2 separate regions of the Mus musculus genome follow, and region 1 is linked to region 2. Evidence: chromatin loops called from intact Hi-C (ENCODE). Cell type or tissue: heart. All regions are shown on one strand.

Region 1 (5,000 bases), 230 kb after region 2:
CCTCAGTTTTCCTTGGCCAAATAACATCTTTATGTATCATGGGTTGTTATTCTGTGAAACACTGGGTAGGTGCTTAAATAAATCTCTAAATGGGCAAGCGCAATAGCCTTAGTTTGTGCTTAATGACACTCCCCTTTTTTTCCCCAGAGAGGTATTGCTACTTAGAATCACACAACACACACACACACACACACACACACACACACACACCAACACACCAACCACCACCACCACCATACACACAAACGGACACGCACAAACATGGGGGAACGCAGGCACACACACCCCAACCACCACACACACACACACACACACACACACTGTGGCACAAAGAATTGACTGTTGGCCCAAACCTGTGGTTGATTTACTAGGCCAGAAGGTGTAGTTTGGTTTTCCTTTTGGAAGAGGGGCAATGGTGGGGAATGTAATGGAGGCCCCACTTTGGATTCCATAGAGACAGGAGTGCCCTCCCTTCATGGTTGCATGAACCAGTAAAAGAAAACATGGGAGAATCAACAGGAACCTACTGGCTGGCTGGCTGTTGCTAGGTCACCTGTCCCCTCTCAGGCTGCAGTACAAGCAGTCCCCCTCCCCTTCCATTGGCGTCATATGAGGAGGCAGAGGAGGGGGAAGCAAAGAGGGAGTACAGGGAGGGGCAGGCACTGTCCAGCCTCGTTCTGAAATACAGATGTATCAAGGTTCTCACTCAGTATCCCTCCGCTGCTCCCCCCTGCTCCCTAACTGCAGACCTTCTCCTCCCTATAGTCCCCCCCTCCCCAAAACCCTCATAGACTCTAGATCTTAGCCATCCCACACACTGTTGTGGCGCCAAAAAAAAAGTGGTGGTGGTCTCTGGTTAGGGTGAACAGGGGTCTGCAGACGCCTAACCGGTGCAACCCACCCCTCCAAGAGGAGTGGGGCTGTCTGGCCCCGCCCACTCCGAGTCGGAACTACAGTGGGTTCGGGAGGGGGCGTAGAGCCCCGTGCGCAGTATCCCTCCGCCCCCTTCCCGACACCCTCCAGGCGAGCTGGCTTGCCGCAGTCTACGCAGCCCCTGCCTGTTTGGTGCAGAGGCGTGGGGACAGGACACATCTCTGCCATTCCACTCGCGCGCAAAGCGTTAAAGACCAGTGAGAGGATCCGCCGAGGACAGAGAACACCCAGGAATAGGAGTCGGACGTGGGGGAGCCCAGGGACCTGGGCCGTGCGCCTGGCCAGGCAAGTGGGGGTGTGTCGAGGGCTCTGGGCGGTCGCGCACTGCAAACAACTGCCTGGCCCTGACAGTCCAGTGGAGGCAAAGAGGTCGCAGCTGCTCCCTGGAGTGTGCGCGGTGCCCGGAGACCCCAGACCGTGGTGGGGAGGAGGCGGGAACCCCTGCGGAGCCCCAGGCACCAGGGTTGAATGGAGCTGCTGCTGGGTGTGATGATCTGCAGACTAGCACAGCCTACTGACCGCCTGGCAGTTGGCTTTCTGAGCGCCCATACCCGGCCCTCCGTAATCTCTGGGCCCTATAAGGGTTATGGGGTAGGCGGCTGCTGTTGAAATGGCGATGCGGGGGTGGGGGGGGCATCTGGGAGCCCACAGGTCCGAGGAAGGCGGCTGCAAGAGAAATGGCCGGCCATACTGGAGTGGGGGTGGGGGCTAAAGCCCACAGGTGTGGGTGTGGGGCAAGTGTCCAGCATTGGGGCCAGCTCAGCTGGTGGGTGGTGAGTCGCCTCAGCTATTAGGTTCTGAACTGGTTCCTGAGAGGGGCCCTGGTACCCTGCATCCTGGGTGCTGTCACTCCCCACAGGCTTCTGATTGATGGAAAGTGACCTGTCTGCATGGTAGGTCTGGCATATTCTGGCAAGCCACGGTGAGCATCTATAGACCAGAAGCTTGAGAAAAGAGGAACAGGAAAATGGCGTGGATTTCTGGAGGTGTGTAGTAATGGGGATGGGCACCAGACAGTGAGTGGAGATGCAAAAAGGGTGGGGTGACTGGCCAGAACAGGTGGGATATCCATTAGTGTCTCCTAATCTCATTTCTCACAACCTTGTAGGTACCTTCCACACTGCCTTTCCCCTCCCTCCCAAATCTGGGGTCTGAAAAGATGGTTTGGGGATGATGACGGAGTCATAAATCCAAGGACCACTTCAGAACCTGGTTTCTAGAATGTGCTGCGCCCTTCCCCCATTTTTTGCTGCGCAAGGAAGGGAAATATGGCCACCTAGTGGCGGATCTTCAACATTGCAGAAGGGACTAAAGGATGACATCAGGAAGTGGGTGTTACCTCAGGAGCCCTACAGCCAGGCTAAATAAATCTAGAATGTTCCAGCAGTAGGACCCTAAATGCTGAAAGACACATGATCTGGTTCATATCCTTGGTGACATTCATAACATGATCAGCTGCTACCATCATATAAGTGCCATACATTTTCATCTTTGTCCACAGCCCTGCTTTAAGGCTGGTCAGTTCTTCAAGCAAGGGAAGAAGGCTTCAAGGCGACTGTCTCAAATCTCTGGAGATTGGTGAGACTCAGGGCAGTGCAGGAGCCAGCCACTGAGGAGGCAAATTCAGATTGCTCTAACCCAAGAGGGTGCCCGATGCCTTTACTGTCCCCTTAATTTGCACAAAGCTGCTGCCATCATTTCCTGATTGTCATACATTTTCATGTCTCTGTTCACAGCCCTGCTTTAAGGCTGGTCAGTTCTTCAAGCAAGGGAAGAAGGCTTCAAGGCGACTGTCTCAGATCTCTGGAGATTGGTGAGACTCAGGGCAGTGCAGGACCCAGCCACTGAGGAGGCAAATTCAGATTGCTCTAACCCAAGAGGGTGCCCGATGCCTTTATTGTCCCCTTAATTTGCACAAAGCTGCTGCCATCATTTCCTGATTGTCAGACATTTTCATGTCTTTGTCCACAGTCCTGCTTTAAGGCTGGTCAGTTCTTCAAGCAAGGGAAGAAGGCTTCAAGGCGACTGTCTCAGATCTTGGAGGTTGGTGAGACTCAGGGCAGTGCAGGAGCCAGCCACTGAGGAGGCAAATTCAGATTCTAACCAAATTCAGATCACTGCCCCCTTAATTTGCTCAATGGTGTGGCATCCTTTATTTCCTTTTAGGGATATTAAGAATATTGAGGTAGGTGTGAGTTAGACTATGACCCGCAGGAGAAGACCAGGGAACAGAGACTTTAGACAGAAGCAGGCATGGTTTTGTTGTTGTTTGTTTGGGTTCAGGGATCTGTGCCCATCTTCCAAGCACTGAGACTCCATTTTGTTTTATGCACTTGTAGGACTCCCTGCAGTGAGTCAGCTGTTGGTCTTTAACACCACTTGAACGCAGAGAAGAGGGGAGACCTGCACCACATCTGTGAAGGTGGGTATGGGAGAGGGGTTCACTTTTAGGTGGGGTAGTCTCAATCACCCCAGAGTGACTACTGTGAGACTTGGGGATCCCCTCTCTGTCCATTGCTAGTGTGTGCACTTTCTCCTGGACTCTGTACCTGTTTCCCAGCAGGCAAAAGGAACACAGGGATTTTCTCATGGCTGAGCTCTTCCCCTCAGCATTACGCACCAGCGTCTCTTTGTAAGTTTCTCCAGGAGGCAACAGAATTGCGTAGGCCTGATTTCCCCGTGCTTCTCTCTCCTAGGTCGCCTGCCGTGGCTGCTTGGTGGTGCTGAGGTTGCTGCTGACCAGTGCAATCATCAGGTCTGCACTCACCCAGGACCTGTCCATCGTCCTCCAGCTTGATTTCAGCTCTTCTGCAGTGTATCTGTGTTATTGACTGAGACTGCTTGGGTAGGAGCCTCACTGAGTGCTGAATTGTCATTTCAGGCTAATTCTTTGTAATCTCATACCCTCACTTATCTAAGATCGTCGTGCAGAGCTATCCTGTAACAGATCTCTAGTGAAGGCTCACTGTTGTTAAGTCATATACAGTAGACTTGATTGAACTTGTACTATGACTAGGGCAGAGGTTGAGCCTGGTGCCCAGGCAAAGGCTGAAAATAAGCCTGGGGATGAGAATGCTAATGCTGCTGAAGTAGAGCCTGAAGCCCCATTGGTGGTCAGACCCAAGGTTAGGACACAAATCATGACTGGAGCAAGGCCCAAAGTGAAGCCTAAGGGTACCCCTGGAGCAAGACCTAAAGGTGAAACCAGTACACCAGGTGGGGCATATGCCAAATGTAAACCTAAGGCAATCCCTATTGCTCGATCCAAGCATGATGCCCAAGTGTGGGCCCCAAATAAGTTTCGTGGCGAGTCCATGTCAAAGATGGGAAAGCAATGTCAGATCAGTGCTGCAGACCCTCCACTGCTCAGTAATGATTCTGGGATGGTTGCTCAAGCTAAGTGCCTGCCTGTAGATAGAGAACTTGCTAATATGGACACTGAGAGTATTCCCAAAAAGGCTAATTCTCCAGCTGGATTCCAGCCTTCCTATGGCTCAGAGGAGGGAACCAATATGGGGTCCTGGTACCGTGCCAGGCCTGTCCCCAAAGGAGAGGCCTATGAGAATTCCGATTTCAAATGGGCAGATAAACCCTCAGGAAGTCCCTCCTTTTGGAATAGAGATGAAGCCAGTACAAGATTTCGTCCTAGGAAAAGCATGAAGGCCAATAACAGGTTCAGGCATATGGCCAAACAAGAGGCAAATACCATGCCTAGGCACAAAAACAAACAAGAGTTCTATAATATTTCCAGTTCTGATTCTGAGGATGAGTCTGGTAAAACTCCCTGGTTCTGGCCCAAAGACAAGACCAAAGTCTGGTCTAAGCCCAAAGAAGAGCCCAATAGTAGGTCCTGGTTTAGGTCTAAGAAAGAAGTCCGTGTTGAATCCACTTCTGGGTCTGAATGTGAAAATCCTACAAAATCTTTGTTTTGGTCTGGAGAAGAGGCTAAATCTAGATCCAAACCCAGAGCCAGGAAAGGGGTCAATATGAGGGCCAGGCAGCAGGCCAAGCGAGAAGCTTGCAGTGATGCCATGTCTGGAGCTATAGATACAAATAAGAAAGAGTCC
Region 2 (5,000 bases):
TGCACCTAACATATGCATGCACACATATACCCGTAACATATGCATTCATACACACACACCTAACATATGTATGCACACACACATCTAACATATGCATGCACACACACACCTAACACACACACACCTAACACACACACACACACACACACACACAAACCTAACATATGCACTCACACACAGACACCCACACCTAATACACTATACGCATGCTTTCCTGGTAGTTTCTCTCTTCTCCACTTCCAGGACTGCAGTGGTGAACACAGTGCTCTATGACTTGTCCACCAGGCTTCTTGATTCCACCCCCAAGAATCTCTAATTTTCCTCCGTTCCTCCTCTGATGCAAATGGAGCGATTGGGAATACTCTTCACCTATTAAGTCCAGTAGCTCTTTCCTTTTCCTTTGTGGAGACAGATATACAGCTCCTGGCTTCTTGTGTGGAGAGAAACCACATCATCACAAGCCACCCACCAGCCTGTGTGATTCTTAGATTTGGAGTGTGAGCAGCAGCTCATAAAGAGACCTTGAGCATTCCAGTGAAATTCTCATTTTGTTCCTTTTAGGATACTGTATGTGTCTGCTGACAGTCTCCATCCAGTCATGCACTGTGGACATCTAACAGTTGGTTTTGTATCGAATCTATTGGTAGCTGTTTCTTCTCTGTGGTTTTCTTGGTTCCCACATCTCTAGCGTGTATCTGTTGACAGACAGGTCCCTTCCTTAGTATGTGTCACAGTTTACTCAATCTCTACATACAAACTTTTTCTGACTATAAGCAATGACTGCTACTCTGTCCCACACAGTTTGTTGAAGTGAGCCCAGGCTGCTGAATGGGCTTGGCTCTCCACAAGTCCAGTTTAAACCTGTTTAAACCTGGTTGGCATGTATATGTGGTGTCCTTTTCTCTGAGGGCTAGAGGTCTCTTCCTGCCCACCTTCTTGTTGAGTGCCCACAACTTCCAGAATGTATTTATACACTTTGCTGCCTGAGTGGGAGGCAATTCTCAGCACTGAGGGACATCAGGGGTGTTCTCTGGAGACCCCAAGATGGCTTCCATTACACAGACAGAGCTTGGAGGTCTCAATGCGTTGTGCATTTCTGTATCTCTACACTGTGCAGCCTCTCTCCTCTGATTCTCTGCCACCAAGGTATCCACCTACCCCAGTCTCCCCAAGGAACACAAGGGAGAGACCTCTTGGCTCCATCTGGTGGAATTGAAACTCTGGCAAACAGAAACAGTGGAGAATGTGTGGCTCTTTGGGATAATACTGTGCTTCCTGTCAGCTGCTGCCTGCCCTGCACTTCTTGGGTTTGTCCGTTGCTAACTGCTAGTTCTGCTGGGGATGGCCATTGCTTGTGACTGGCAGAATGTAAGTGTGTATTTTCTCTTTCACAACAGGTTGTGTTCTCTAGATCTGGCTCTGCTGCTTTGTACCTAGGTCTTTAAATTCTTTTAATTAAAGGAGAGTTGCACCATCCCCCACTCCTCTCTCCAACCCCTGTCCTGTCACCTCTGTTCCTCCTAAAAATTGATAGCCTCTTACCTGCTGTGTGTTCTTAGTGCTGTTGTGGGTGTAGCTTCCCTGACATGGATAGAAGGTCCAATCTTGCACCAGACCTTCCTGGTATCTTACACTTTCTGCCTTCTCTCCCACTATGGTCTCTGTGCCTAGCATATTAGGGTTGTGTTGTATGTGGATGTATCAGTTTGGCCTGGGCAACCAAAATAAGTTTTTCTCTGAGTTTGGAGCACTACAGATTTCAGCAATGGTCTCTGTGTGAAAGAAAAACAATTTACATTTTAATTTTTTTTAGGTTTTGTTTTATTTTATCTTTTTGTGTGCATGGGAGTTAGGCCTGGACCAAGGTCTCTGTACTCTGTGCATGGACATGCAGTTCCCTAACATGCCAGTAGAGGGAGGCAGACCCCTTGTTGCTGCAATCTCACAGAGATGTTTGCCAACATATTGGAGCTCAGGCATTGAATACAGGTCTTCTGGAAGAGCTGCAGTGCACTGAACTGCTGGGCCATGTCTTTGGCTGCCATCACCCGAAGAGAGGATATATTTAATGAGTAGCGATATCAGCACTTGTCTGTGGCTATAAGTATTTGGAAAGCAGTGAGGAATTACCCTGATTCAAGAAGAACCAAGAGAAACAGGAGAAAGTGCCTGTAGCATGTTCTCCTTTATGGGGCATAACCTCAAAGGACAAGAGTAGTTGGCTAGTAGCACATGTGATCTGTCTCCTATTGATCAAGCCGTCAGTCCAATTGCTGCTTTTCCCCATGATTTAAATGCCACTATTGCACATTTAGGAAAATGCTGTTTAAATGCCGCTATTGCACATTTAGGACAATGCTGGTCATTGTTAAGATTCATAGGCAACAATGCTGGGGTTATTGCTTTCTGCACGTGGCTACTTGCATAGCACCTTCTGATACTGTGTCAGCTAGACCCACAGGAGGATGCTTTTAGTCAGACCTAGCTTGAGTCCTCGCAGCCCTATGTCCAAAGTGCCAGGTGTCTTCAACAATATGGGCTTTTCTTAAATTCTGGGAGGCAAAAAAAGGGGAGTGATGATAAATCATATTGTCTGTGGCCGTCTCCTGGACTCCTCTGAGCAAAAACTCGAAAGGAGATTATTCATGCCTGGTACTGTGCATTTATTTTTCAGCAGTCTATGGCTCTTAGAGGAAGAATTTTATTTAAAAAATGAATGTTCATATGTACATGTAATGTTTTGTAAATATAAAATAATAAGTGCACTGTGGATATCTCAAGTGTCCTTATTGCTATTTATGTCTGCTCCCTCTTTAAGCTCACCCTATTTTTTTTTCAAGTTTCCTTTTCATATTGCATGTTCAGCACTATGGTCCTTTATGCTTTCATGGTTTCTATGGTAATCCAAGACATATACTCACATCCAAGGCTCTAGAGTTAGGAACCACAGACAATTGGGAACCTGTGGCATTCATGTTTCTAGGTCTGGGCTACCTCACCCAATGCCTTTCTTTTCTAGTTCAGACCATTTGGCTGCAGCGTTCATGATTTCATTTTTCTTTCCAGCTGAACAGTATTCAGTACTAGCAGGCAAGTACCTGTAACTTCCCCAACTCAGCCTGATCAGGATTGACTGTTAGCACTAGGAGAGCATGGGGGTGGAGCCTGCCACCCTATCCATCTGCCACTCCCCCTGCTACTACCTGCTGCCTAGCTGTTCCGGAGACAAATCGTGGTCACCTGCAACTGGACTCCAAGGATGATTTGGCAGGAATGGGCCCCTCCCCACTTCTTCATAACCCGGTGCTCCGAATAGTAAAATTGAGCTTTGATCAGGACATTTGTTGTCTTAGCTCCCTTCTTTCTCTCGTCCATCTAGTTCCCTTTCTTTCAGCTCCAGTCTGCCACTTCAGCCAAACCCCATTCCTCGAGAGCTGCTGGACGGCACGCAACAAGTACCAAATCATCATTGTCCGTGGATCTGCTGAAGGACATTAAGGGTGTTACCTTAATGCCTTAGATAGTGTGAATCAAGTGGTAAGGAATATGGCTGAACAAATATCCGTGGGGTAGGATGTTGGATCTTTTGGACATGTGCCTGCCAAGGAGTGGAATAGCTGGATCAAGGTCACACAGTATATTCATATGTAGGTTGCTGAGAATTCTGAAACCTCACTATCTCCTAGGCACAACACAAAGGAACACAGCGAGCTTCCTGGTGCTTTATGACTATCCAGTGACACATTGTGTGCCTGACTCTTGGTTAAATCAGCTGGTGCATGGAGACACTGACATTATACTATCACTAGTGACACCAGTGGAGACACTCTTGGTCTCCTGTTCTTCCCATTTCTGTAAAGTCTTGATCCCCCTGCCTCGGTTTTCAAAGTGTTGGGATTAAATCTCTACCTCAGGGAAACTTGAAAGGACATGGCCAAAGAACATTACACATGCCCTTTGGTTACCTCTTGGACACTCTGCCCTTTGGTTACCTCTTGGACACTTCCCTTTGGTTATATATTGAACACTCCCTGTAGCAGAATACTGTCTTCCACGGGAGCTCGACCATTATTCCATATGCTGTCTGCATGAGTGAGAGGAGAGTCCTCTGCAAAGATAGGCAGAGTGAGCAGACTTGGGGTAGAAGGGACCACACTGAGGGAAGAATGCCACATTTCAGCAGCTGGAACACATGCATTTGCCTTCCTAGAAACTGGGCTTGGTCTATTTGACACATTCAGAGGCCACCTGCTTTTCCATGTTTCTCTTGCTGACACTGGGCTCCTTGTGTGTTCCTTTGGCCTAGCACTTTCCTTTCCTAGAAGGTCACACCGTCATCCAAGCTAGCCAGAAGCTCTTGATCTTCCTGCCTTTCTTGGTTTTTCAAGTGTTGCTGTTATAGTCTTCCATCACCACATCGCCACTATCAGATTTGCATCCTGTACACAGCTCCGTTCGTTGTATGTCAGAAACATGATATGAACAATACACATTCTCTCTTTGCCCGGTGCCTCTCTTGAATTTTCAATTTCCTTTCTGCTACTTTCTCAGACTTGTGTGTAAGAATATAAATTCATCTGTCATTACTCCCACCAGCTTCCTTTATGAGTTCTGGTTTTTCTGCCGTATATAGAAACCTTTCCCCAATGGCAGCTTACAAGGGACTCCCAATTACAAATTATCAAGTCAGTGTGTAGTTTCATTTGCTATGTACAATCTGTAACCTGTCGCTATTTGTTTGAGATACACCAGGAAGTTCAGATCGATTCTTCACCTTCAAATGTCTATGCCGTTTTCCCAGTACATTGGTCTTAACCTGCACCTAGGAAACAGGAGAGGCTACCCTCCCTCTCCCCTGTGTTCTGCAGGCAAATGACTACAAAGACTCTCTCCCAGTGACTTACAGCACACTGTTAACCCCTCCCACCTGACACAATACTAGACTCAGACCCTGCAAGTATAAATACTTAGATTCCCTGAAGATGAACTGAAGCTCTCCT

What was found. Hi-C counts contacts between places; a loop is a spot of excess contacts. Peaks named below come from ENCODE experiments on the same cell type or tissue, not always from the same donor. Only the 100,000 strongest peaks of a DNase experiment are listed, where the experiment ranks them.
Region 1: a loop joins it to region 2, with 8 times the contacts of the local background. A loop is called at or near these places in 2 of 42 quality-filtered maps.

The regions. Positions count from the first base shown.
Region 1 is chrX:135,795,119-135,800,118 of GRCm38, forward strand. It overlaps Gprasp1 (G protein-coupled receptor associated sorting protein 1), which reads left to right. Exons shown (of 11, transcript NM_026081.5): 5 at 1,024-1,218; 6 at 1,831-1,919; 7 at 2,435-2,511; 8 at 2,670-2,746; 9 at 2,905-2,976; 10 at 3,273-3,355; 11 at 3,630-5,000. The coding sequence starts at 3,942. Among named protein-coding and RNA genes, the nearest start is that of Mir1970, 11 kb to the left of the region's middle. In heart, a CTCF peak has its summit at 2,215 (motif pointing left); a DNase peak (open chromatin) is centred at 1,023; H3K4me3 peaks cover 1,692 bases; H3K27ac peaks cover 1,637 bases.
Region 2 is chrX:135,567,753-135,572,752 of GRCm38, forward strand. No RefSeq gene overlaps it. Among named protein-coding and RNA genes, the nearest start is that of Nxf7, 29 kb to the right of the region's middle. In heart, a CTCF peak has its summit at 1,895 (motif pointing right); no DNase peak of the experiment used is centred here.